Regions from separate parts of the Mus musculus genome. Here region 2 is linked to region 1. The links are chromatin loops, found by intact Hi-C in ENCODE. Cell type or tissue: left cerebral cortex. All regions are shown on one strand. Links, peaks and the distances in the headings refer to the core of each region. The heading gives the core; the rest is flanking DNA. Region 1 has its middle 49 kb from the start of Gm11981. Region 2 holds the start of Adcy1 (adenylate cyclase 1).

Evidence for each region. Hi-C counts contacts between places; a loop is a spot of excess contacts. Peaks named below come from ENCODE experiments on the same cell type or tissue, not always from the same donor. Only the 100,000 strongest peaks of a DNase experiment are listed, where the experiment ranks them.
Region 2: a loop joins it to region 1, with 2.2 times the contacts of the local background. A loop is called at or near these places in 2 of 42 quality-filtered maps.

Annotation. Positions count from the first base shown.
Region 1 is chr11:6,765,930-6,771,297 of GRCm38, forward strand. No RefSeq gene overlaps it. Among named protein-coding and RNA genes, the nearest start is that of Gm11981, 49 kb to the left of the region's middle. In left cerebral cortex, for the core only: a CTCF peak has its summit at 3,131 (motif pointing left); DNase peaks (open chromatin) are centred at 953, 1,371 and 3,112; H3K4me3 peaks cover 212 bases; H3K27ac peaks cover 286 bases.
Region 2 is chr11:7,061,185-7,066,552 of GRCm38, forward strand. It overlaps Adcy1 (adenylate cyclase 1), which reads left to right and starts at 2,249. Exons shown (of 20, transcript NM_009622.2): 1 at 2,249-3,051. The coding sequence starts at 2,416. In left cerebral cortex, for the core only: a CTCF peak has its summit at 2,862; DNase peaks (open chromatin) are centred at 1,021, 1,579, 2,105, 2,669 and 5 more places; H3K4me3 peaks cover 3,529 bases; H3K27ac peaks cover 3,229 bases.

The DNA of each region.
Region 1 (5,368 bases), core at 70-5,069:
CCCAGTGGAACCATGAAGCAGCACCTGGCTTGGGAGCTGCCTCAGGTACTGGTGGTCTTCCTGGAGAACCCCTCAAGCCCAGAGCTTCAGGCTGAAGATGTCAGGCATGGGGGATTGGAAACTACCCTGTACAAGATCTGCCCTATTTCCTCCCTCGTATGTGGGCCCCAAGGGCCAGGAACTGCTAGATTTTGGAGTTATAGACTTGAAGAGATAGGCTCAGGTTCCCCTATAACAAGTGGAACAGGCACTCTGCCTTTTTTTGGTCTGTTCAGGATGGGTGTTGGGCGTGGGGCTGCTTCTTTCTCAGGTCAGACCCACCAGCCCCTCTTCTCAGGGCAGGCTGTCCTCACTTTCTCTGTGTCCTTCAAGTGTTGTCTGCTGTGAATATGTATGTTCTTCCTGACAGACACACGCTATACAAACATACATTATATAGACTTTGCCTGACCCAAACACACAAATAGACTCATGCAATGACAGAAGTACACACACACACATGCACACATATGCATACAAGACTGACATAGATGATACACACCTACACACACATGACACACATACCCAACACACAGCCACACACACAGTTTGTTCACTTGTCTTTTATGTTTCTGCTTGGTTCTAGCCCAAAAGGTGGTAAGGGAAGGTGTGCTTACTGCCCTTGGGGCAGCTACAGTACCGTCAGGAGCATGCGTGGCTGTGTCGTCAGGAAGACTGTAAGGGTTCCATGTGCTTTCCCAGCTGTGGCATCGGACTTTAAAACCCTGGCTCGCCAGGTCCCACACTGCATCCTCTTTCACTTCACACATTAAAGACGACACACATATATCACAGCATCTCCCTTTGAAATCATCAGGACTTTATTTTGGTACAAAGAATCTTTCTTAGTCACATCCTTGCATGTCCCAGGATAAGGATCCAAGCACAAACCCGCAGCCAATAATAGACGCAGTGGCACTAAATTCACAGAGCACCAGGGGAAAATCCTTAGTGTTCATTCAGCTGAGACAAGATAAGGCGGGCAGAGGACACAGCTGCGGGGCAGCTGGCTTCAGCAGAATGCTCGGTTAGCCTCAGAGTGACAAGGAGTGTGTTGGGGTGGAGGAGAGGGGGAGGACCACAAGCTAACGTGAATAAAAATAGTTGCTTTGGACTCAGCATTCCAAAAATGTTGAGCACTCAATGAGATTTTATTTATATGCACACTTATACTTAGAATAAGAAGTGAAAAATAAACTTAAACTTTTGTTTCTTTTTAGAGAAATATTGGAATGTAGCCCAGGCTAGCCCCTAACTCACAACAATGCTCCTACCTCAGTTTTCCCTGGGATTTTAGGCATGTTCCTGTTTAAAAACAGACGTTTTAAAAAGCAGGAAAGAGAGCAGCTATATTGTCTCTCAAATGGAGATGCTACAAAGCTCCATCAGGAAATAACACAGAGCACGTGACTCCTTGGGGCTGTGAGGAGACCATCTCTGCTGTCCTTTGTCTTCTGAAAATCCTGGGGGAGTTCCTGGGGATACTGGGTTCAGAGAGAGGATGAGAAAGCTAGGTAGGTACCATCTTGATACAAAAGCTGAGCGAGGCCTAAGGACTTTCCAGGCTGGGACATGACAGACTGGACGCATGAGATGGCATTGAGAATGGCATCCCAGATAGAAAAATGGAGTAAGACTTACCACATGAGATGAATTTGGAGCCTGAGTTGGAGGAGTGGAAGAGGGAGGGGAAGAGATCCAAAGCCAGGGGCGGGAGAATGGCTGGGATGTTCCCTACGGTGGGCTGGGGCACTGATGGAGGATGCTGGAGAGCGATTGGGGAGCTGCTGGAGGATCCTGGGTAACTGCTGGGGAGCACCTGAGGGTAACTGCTGGAGGCAGCCACACCAGCATGTGCCCTGACCCCTCCAGTGGCCAGACAGCTATACCTCACGAGGACTCTATTAGGTGGTGAGCTTGGAGACTCTGCTCTCTCCTACATGTGGCTGTGCACTGGACTCTGGCTTTCGAGAAGCAAGACCAACATTCTCCTTTGAGAAGGAGACTCACTGTCCTTGCCCCCAGGAACTCGGGGCACCACCTGCCCTGCCTCTTCCTATGAATGGTTTCAGCTCTCCATCAGGATACTCAGAAACTCCCAACCGAAAAAACACCCTGCGTGTGTGTGATGGTCTAGAGATGGCACCAAGACTCCTCATTTCGTCATCTTCTCCTCTGGACAAAGGTCCTTCAGAACCAGCTGAACTTCCAGCTCCTCCCCACCATGAACAGCCTGCTTTGGGTCACGGTGGCCCTGGCTTCCTCAATACAAAGGGACAAATGAAAGAGACCACAAAGACTGCCCCATGGGTGCATCTGGTGAACATATGTCCTGACATTTCCTAGAAAATACCCCAGTAAATAAAAACAGTGGAGACCATTAGATGACCGAGTCCTTGGAGCAAACTGCTCTCCAGCTCAGAACCCTCCTGAGAAACGAGACCCACCCTGAAGGGTGTGGGAAAACGGACAGTTGCTTGGCTTCTCTTTTTGAGCCACATCCCCTGTTCTGTTCCCATGGATTCTTGGTTCACTCCCGTTCCTTCCAGGCTGGGGCTCCTTGTCTCCATCAGGAGGATCAGCAGGTGTCTAAGAGTGGAGAGGAAGTAGGCTTGGGGCACCAGCACCAGGAAGAGCCTCAGTTTAGGGACGAGGTCCTGGCTTGGACAGTGAGGATTTGTCCATCAAGGTAAGAGGAGCATCTTCAGATACCTGTGAAGCCAGGCGCACCGAATTGCCGTGGTTACTGAGCTCGTTTAGTTTATTTGTCCATTCCACAAACGGGTCAGCATTTGGATTCTAGTGGCTATGGCAGGATATAGGGAGCGATCCCCGTGCTGTGCAAGGCTGCTTCGTATATATTATCTTCACCACAAGCATCCCGTGGTAGCATCCGTGTATTTGTGAGCAGTATCCCGGGCTTGAACTGAGCATCTAAGTTCAGCATCTCCGACGGAATGCATCCCTAAGTAGGATAAACTGAGCACTCCAGATCGAGAAACCCTAATTGAGCACCACACCTTTTGGGTGGACCAACAGAACCTCAGCGAGCACTGCCTTCCTGGCCTGGACTCTGCCGCCCCCTGCCGGTGATTCTTCATACTGCAGACCCTCAGCTCTCCAAGGGGGCTAAGTGTACAATGCTCTCCAATCAAAGGGCAGTGTTACAGGTTCATTCACTGCTGTGATAAAGCACCTTGGCCAGAAGTAACTTGGGGAGGAAAGGTTTTATTTGGCTCACATTTCCAAATTACATTTACTCGCAATACAACACTAAGGGAAGTCGGGGCAGGACCTGAAGCAGAGACCACGGAGTATCAGGCTGTTTACTGTCTTACTCTCTGGGTCGTGCTCAGCAGGCTTTCTTATATTGCCCAGGCCTGCCTGCTTAGGGATGGTGCCACCCACAATGATCAGGGCCCTCCCACATCAGTCAGTCATTCTTCAATTGAAGTTCAACCTTTCAAAGTGACTCTAAGTTGTGTCAAGGTGACAAGATCTAATAAACACAGGCCTTTTCGCTTCAGTGACAAATGCTCAAGAGGGCTGCCCCTCTGTAGAGTGACCCAGATTGTCTCACAGATCCCTCAAGTTTGATCCCCTACCATCTATGACACGTCTGACTAGAGGCCAGAGCTGGAAGGGTCCAACAACTATGGAGAACCCGTTTCCCCTGCGTACAGGAGACACAGGTCAGACAGCAGGCTTGGTTCTGTTTGGGAGAACTAGCGGCAAGGCCAGGCATGGAACCTGCCTCTCGACTCTTAACCCATGACTTTCCCCGTTACTCTGAGTCCCCAAGGAGTCTCTGGGACAGCCTTGTGCTTCCCCTGGAAACTCTCTACAGGGATCATAGTCTTTCCTGTGCTTGTGAGCTTGGCTATGGCTCTCTCATTAGGGTTGCTTTGAGCGTTTTAGGCCACCATACACACAGCCACTGGAGCTGAGCTAAGTAGGCTTGGTGAAGGTTGGGTCTGGAGACTCTGTCTGGTGCCTTCTCTCCTAATGGTATGTTTTGATTTGTTAATTTGGGTACTGGGCCTTCCCAGGGTTCTCAGGGACCTGTGACAATCTCAGAGGCCTCATCGATCTTAGAGGGTTTTCTTCTGAACCCCTTCCCACTACCCCAGAAGTGACCAGGCTGTGTATTAACTCTGGCCAAAATTCAGATGCTCTAGAAGGCAAGACATGAGCCGACTGACAGTTGAAAGATGTCCCCAGATCAGAGAGACAGGGAAAGAAATGGCTGCTGAATGTTTCCTTCCCCCAAGGGACCTAGCAGAGTGGAGGGGTGGCCTCTAGGTACAGGCCATCAGGAAGGTGTTGGGATGTGGGGCAGGTGACATGGCCTTTTGTCTGAGTGACCCCTGAGAGGTGAACAACGGCAGCAAGGAGAGAAAGCAGGTAAGAGAGGGCAAGGCCCCATTCGGGAATGGGGGGGGGGCGTTGCGGTCTGGGGGGAGGCAAGAAGGATATCATTAGGGTGAGAGGTCAGTGCCTCAGGGCTGTCTGGGTGGGCACCTGGCAGCGTTCTTAGTTCAGGAAGTGAGGAGGAAGGCAGCCTTGGTGAGCCCCTGCGCTGCCAGAGATCCTTGCACTCCATGCATACAGGAGCAGGATGCAGCTGGGATTAACTGTTCCCTTTCCAAAGCAAAAAGGACAATTGAGGCACACAGACGGGGGAGACAAGGGAAAGTCAAGTTGCGTTTCCCATGTGGTGGCATGATTTCTCTTTAGGAAGGAATGACCACTGTTAGGAAAGTCGCAGGGAAGTTCAAAGAACAGCTCCCGAGCCCAGGAGCTGGGAGGAGAGAGGTAAGAAATGGGCAGACAGCTGTGCAGCTCAGGGATTCTGTGCCTGGCAGGACCAAGAGTTTCAGGACAAGGGCTGCAGGCCTTGGCTGTAAACTCCAGAGTTACTTTTATATTAATCTGCATATTCGTACACGTACAAAGACATATAGATGTCATGTCAATTGAAGACATAGATGGTCATGTAGCCCATCTCCTCTCTTTCCCCCTTTAATCCTAGGATAATTTATGCCACAGACATCTTGGATGTCCTTTTCAATTATTTATCCTCACTCTTATACAGTGTCTGTCTCCCCCAAACCTAGCTGTGCCAGAAAGAAACCCTTGTCCACCCTGGCTTCTCCGATGCATGGCTCTCTTCATGGCTATATACAGATAGCTGCATGACAGTTGATCACCTGTGGTTGATCCTGCTGCTGCTACAGGGTGTTCAGTTTGCTCACAGTGTTTTACTGATGGGGCGATGCGCCTTTATCTGCTGTTACTGAGACATCTTTGTGACAGGATATACGTTAAG
Region 2 (5,368 bases), core at 179-5,178, 300 kb after region 1:
GGAGATTTGTTCTCGGCCCTTCTCTGGACACGCTAGTAGATCCTTGACTTGGGGCAGTGTCACTCATGATGCTTTCCGTGTATGAATCTGTGCCCAGTCTTTCCCCTTTTATAATGACCACAGTTATAACAGTTATATGGGAGGTACACACCACCTTGGCTCCCACTGTATTACATATAACCTTCCTGTTTGTGTCTGCAAACTGTCCATTGAAGCCCTTCTTCCAACCTGGCACATAGTGTATGCGTCTATAACAACAATAGCAATTATTGATGCTCCTGCCTTCTGAGGTTGTGCAACAGGGCTTGACGTGAGAAGCTTCATGCTCCCTCTAGACTGTGAGACTCAGCCAGCCTCTGCGCACCAACAAAACAAAGGTGACAAAGGCTATCTTCCAAGATGCTTTGTAACAGACAGACATAAGAAGTTGGGCAGTTATGGCAGCGAGCAAAAAGGGTCATGCCATGACTCACCTTAATTCCAAACCTGAATATAGGTTCCTCCAGGTTCACTTGAAAGGCATTGATGCTGGCTTACAAACAAACAAACAAACAAACAAACAAACAAGCAGCCTTGACCAAGGGGAGAACTGGAAGCCAACACAGAAAAGCAAGTGGGTGAGGTTTACTTACGAACTTAGCATTTAAATGACTTCACTATGAGTCTTTCTTTTTCATGTAGTCAGGATATTTTTCAGATGTTCTTTAATAAAATCATTAGGGTAGAAAAAGCACACAACATCAAGTAACAAGTGACTCTATGCCTAATGTGGAGAGTTGAGAATCTTGCAGACTTGATAGTATTTAGAGACAATTGGGAATCAGGTGATGACAAGGATGCTTTTTCAAGGCAGTGCCCTAAGGATGGGGCCAGACCATCTTCTCAGCATCAGCTGACGCTCTCCGTGGGTTTCTGCCAAAAGAACACGGAGAGAGAAATGACCAGAAAATGAGGCTGCAGAGCAGTAGGTGTGAACCTTCATGGAAGGAGCAGGGACTGGGGTGAAAACAGTTAGCTTGGGTGCTGACTGGGGCCAGGCAGGCTCTGAGCTGGGAGTGTCTTACAGCGGGAGTCCGCTCCAAGAACAGGGATTAACTGGTTTTCAAGTGGTTCCAGCAAACCTTCAGTATGAACTGTTGGAGATGTTGAGTAGGAAGATTTTTGTAAAAACGACAAGTTCATGTGGCTCAAACTAATTCTAGAGAAAATCTCAAATCCTAATTCCTGTACCTATATAATGTGTGGGGGGGGGGGCACAGGCTCTTACCCTGGGAATTCTCAGGGTCTTCTAAAACAGTCTGGTCAGGATGGACTGAAAGTGAAAATTTGGAAGCGGGGCCTCTAGTAGGAAGAACAGCATATGGGCTGCAAAATTTTGTGAGAGACAGTTCCTGGTGCACCCGTGGGATCCAGAGGTGGCACAAGCTCCTGGCATCTGTTCTACTCTCAGGGTCCTCTGGGACTCTCTCTAAAGGAGAACAGGGGAGCGATCTCAGGGGGCCATCCTGAGTGAGCACCGAATGAAATTCTGTCCGGTCCCTTCCCTTAGTGAATGGACATCACCAAGATCCGCAACTGAGGCGAATCTGTCCCTGCCACTTGTTCAGCTGGAAGTAAACGTCTCGCCATCATTTGCATGGCCAGCTCCTATTTAAGGAGAGAGCCGCGCTATTTTATCTCTCCTTTCAGCCCTCCCTCACCCATCCCTGCACCTAGACCTCACAGCTTCCTTGGACATTGCAGGGCTTTATTCTTGCTCAGGTCAATAGGCAAAGCTTTCACTACCCACCCAGGTGGTGGGCAAATCAGTCACTTAAAGCGCCTTGCATGTGTGACCTGGGATTCTCGGGGTTTCTCGGTGGGCACTGAGTGAGGGGTCCTCTTGGGAGCTGAGTGAGGGCTCCTCTTGGGTGACCTGGTTCTGCTTGCGGAGGGGATACAAATCTAACAGAGCTGTTCCTCCCTCTACTGGGAATTTCTGCGTTTTTTAAACGCCTCCGAAGACTCATAGAGGGGTGGGCTCCACTGTACATAGGAGGGGAAACCGAGGCTCAAAGAGTCAGGAGTGGTGCCCAAGGTCACGTGGCCCCTTGGGCGTGCGGGATCCCGGGCGCTGAGTTGGGCGCGGACTCTGTCCGCCCAGGATCGGGGCTCTTGGGGCTCGCCTGTCGCAGCACGGTCGCCGCAGAGGACCACTGCCGGGGCGCGGGCGGGCGCCAGTGCGCAGGCGCGGCGGGCGGGAGGGGACGCGCTCGGGGCGCGCGCGCTGGGCAGCCGGCGCCCCAACTCCGCCCGCCCCGCGCCCCGGCGCCTCGCCGCCCGCCGCCCGCCCGCCCCGGGGCCGCCGGCCGGCGCCCCGGCGCCCCGGGCCGGCGAGGGGCGCGCCCGTGGCCGCGGCCGCTGCATGGCGCTGAGATGGCGGGGGCGCCGCGCGGCCAAGGCGGCGGCGGAGGCGCGGGCGAGCCCGGGGGCGCAGAGCGGGCGGCCGGGCCGGGCGGCCGGCGTGGGTTCCGGGCGTGTGGCGAGGAGTTCGCGTGCCCCGAGCTGGAGGCGCTGTTCCGCGGCTACACGTTGCGGCTGGAGCAGGCGGCCACGCTGAAAGCGCTGGCTGTGCTCAGCCTACTGGCGGGCGCCCTGGCGCTGGCTGAGCTGCTGGGCGCACCGGGGCCAGCGCCGGGCCTCGCCAAGGGGTCGCACCCAGTGCACTGCATCCTTTTCCTGGCGCTGTTCGTGGTCACCAATGTCCGATCCCTGCAGGTGTCCCAGCTGCAGCAGGTCGGTCAGCTGGCGCTGTTCTTCAGCCTCACCTTCGCGCTACTCTGCTGCCCCTTCGCGCTGGGCGGCCCCGCGAGGAGCTCTGCAGGAGGCGCAATGGGCTCGACGGTCGCCGAGCAGGGGGTTTGGCAACTCCTTTTGGTCACCTTCGTGTCCTATGCCTTGCTGCCCGTGCGCAGCCTACTGGCCATCGGCTTCGGGCTGGTGGTGGCTGCCTCGCACTTACTGGTCACAGCCGCCTTGGTCCCTGCCAAGCGCCCACGTCTCTGGAGGACGGTAAGTGGCACCACGAGTCCCCCATTGGGTTGGAGACACATCTGCCAGCAGCACTGGAGGTGGCAGGAGTTTAACGTTCTTCCTATGGAGAAGGTGGGGAAACTGAGGTTCTGAAGGTGGGACAGGTGTTCAAGGTCAACAGCAAACTGAGGATGCAGTGGAGGAGCTAGCACCCTCCACCCGGTGTTTCTTACGAGATAAGAGTCCCTAGCGTCTTTAGGGTGGAGACGAGAGACTGGTGTGTGGTGGTGGTGGTGGTGGTGACAGGCCCAAGGTCAGGCAGTAGGGTACCGAGCTCAAGTGGGGGACCCAAGCCTGATCCACCGCGCCGGGTTGTACCCGTGTCCCTCAGTAGAGGTACTGAAAAGTGGGAGGGTGCGCGGTCTCCAGGCCAGGCTTCTAGGCTGGCAGAGCGCGCAGCCCCTGGGTTCCTCTCCAGCTCGCCTGGAGCGCATCTGGGGCTCGCTTCTCAATTTCGCGGACCCGAGGGAGCAGTTAGTGGGAAGGGAAGCACTTTGAACCCCACCAGTATCGCTAACCACCCCGGTGTGAATCCGAATTCTGCCCTGAAGGAGAGGAGTTTGCCAAGGTCACACATAGTCTGGTCTCCACAGCTTCTGCTCCCAGTCCTAACCCTGGCTCCATGGAGCCTGAACTTTGTCTCTTTCAACTTGGGTGGGCGAGGGGGCTGCCGGGCCAAGGGCATAGGACTTGACTCCTCCTGGGGATTCTCCTGGACCCCAGAGGTTCCCGTTCCCCATACCACCGCACCCAAGCAGGTGGAGGTGAACCTGGAGGCTGTTCCCAGGAGTTTGGGACCTTCCCCTTCGCTGGCCCTGCCCAGGCGTGGCATCTGAGGGAGGGGTTTGTTCCAGGGCTAGCAGTGGGAGGGAGACGAGAGACAGAAAGGTGGGAGAGTCCATCTAAGGAAAGAAGGTAGCTTCTTCGAGCATATGGGAAGTTGTGGGGGGCTGGGCTAGGCACAGAATCCAAACTGGGGGGACACTAACTGGTGTTTTTGAGAGAGGTGACTGTCAGTCAGCTGTACCTGCTGCCTGTAAGACCAACACAAACACCCAGACTCTGATGGCAGGGAGCGGTACTTAGACTTAGGGGCCATGATGACAGGTTTATTGCTGAGCATTCACTGTAGGGCTGGAGAGACAGCTGTAGACTCAGGACCGTGGTGGGTTCTCTAGGTGCCTTAAAAGGCTGTGTTCTTAGTTTCTTTATTTCTCTTCTACACAGCCTCTAGGCATTCCTTTTAAAGAAAGGATTAGGGAGGAGTCTGCAAAGGTGCTAGTGCCCCTCCCTCTGGGATAGAGGAGCCCTTGTCATTTCAGTGGGGGAAAGAAGCCCATTGTGAAAACAAGGGTTCTTAGGTAGCCTGTGGTACCCAGGTTTCCCCGTGACTAGCCTCCAATCTGATATAAATCCCTCCCTCACCAAAACTCAGCCTCTGCCCCGCCTCCTTCTCACCCCCCCCCCCGCCTCCCCAAGGGAAGATGCTGCCTCCCACAGAGATGGTTTGAATGTAAGAAGTCCATAAGGAAAGCATGTGTTGAAAATCTGCCATTTCTAAGGCATTTTATCCTCTACTCCCTTATCAACACATAAATGGGGCCAAGTGGGAAAACCTGAGGTAAAGAGAAGCTGGTCCCCAAAGATTTCAATGTCTTCCCATCAGGAAATCCTAGGCACCCTGCAGTGTGTTAGTGAACTCTGCCACTTAGTATCTGAGAGGCCTGTACCTCACGGCTGTGGCCACCTCCCTTCAGACCCTGTCACCTCTGCTGCCGCACAGCCTTTTGCTGATGGCCCTGCCTCCTCACCTCCGAATTCTAGACAGACAGTACCCAAGAGGGCATGGGGCAGATGCAGAAGGAGGGAGGGAAGCCGTGCTGCAGGGTGGCCCTTGCTGCATACACAGGGGTCGGATGCTGTTTGAGGGTGTTAGGAGCCTGCTGGGGCTGAGTCCTGTGAGATCTCCACCTCAGGTTCACACCCCAGTCTCAGAACTACAACCCCAGCTTCCAGTCAAGGGCAGAGGCTCAGAGCAAACTGACACTTGGTACTGGGGTTTGTGTAGGTGCGCTTGTGAGGGTCTCCTTACTCTGTTCAGGGGAGCAAGTCCCTTCCAGAACCATGGCCCATCTTCAGGAGGGTCCTCAGAGCCTTCTGAGGTGAGGTAGCCGAGCAGGCCCTTTCCTTGGAGTGCTCTTGAGGGGAGGGATTCTTGAGAAAAGCGAGCCTGGGCTTGCCTAGCCACCAGCTCAGGACCTCTACCCACAGTGGTCCCCTCCTTCCCTGTCCTTTC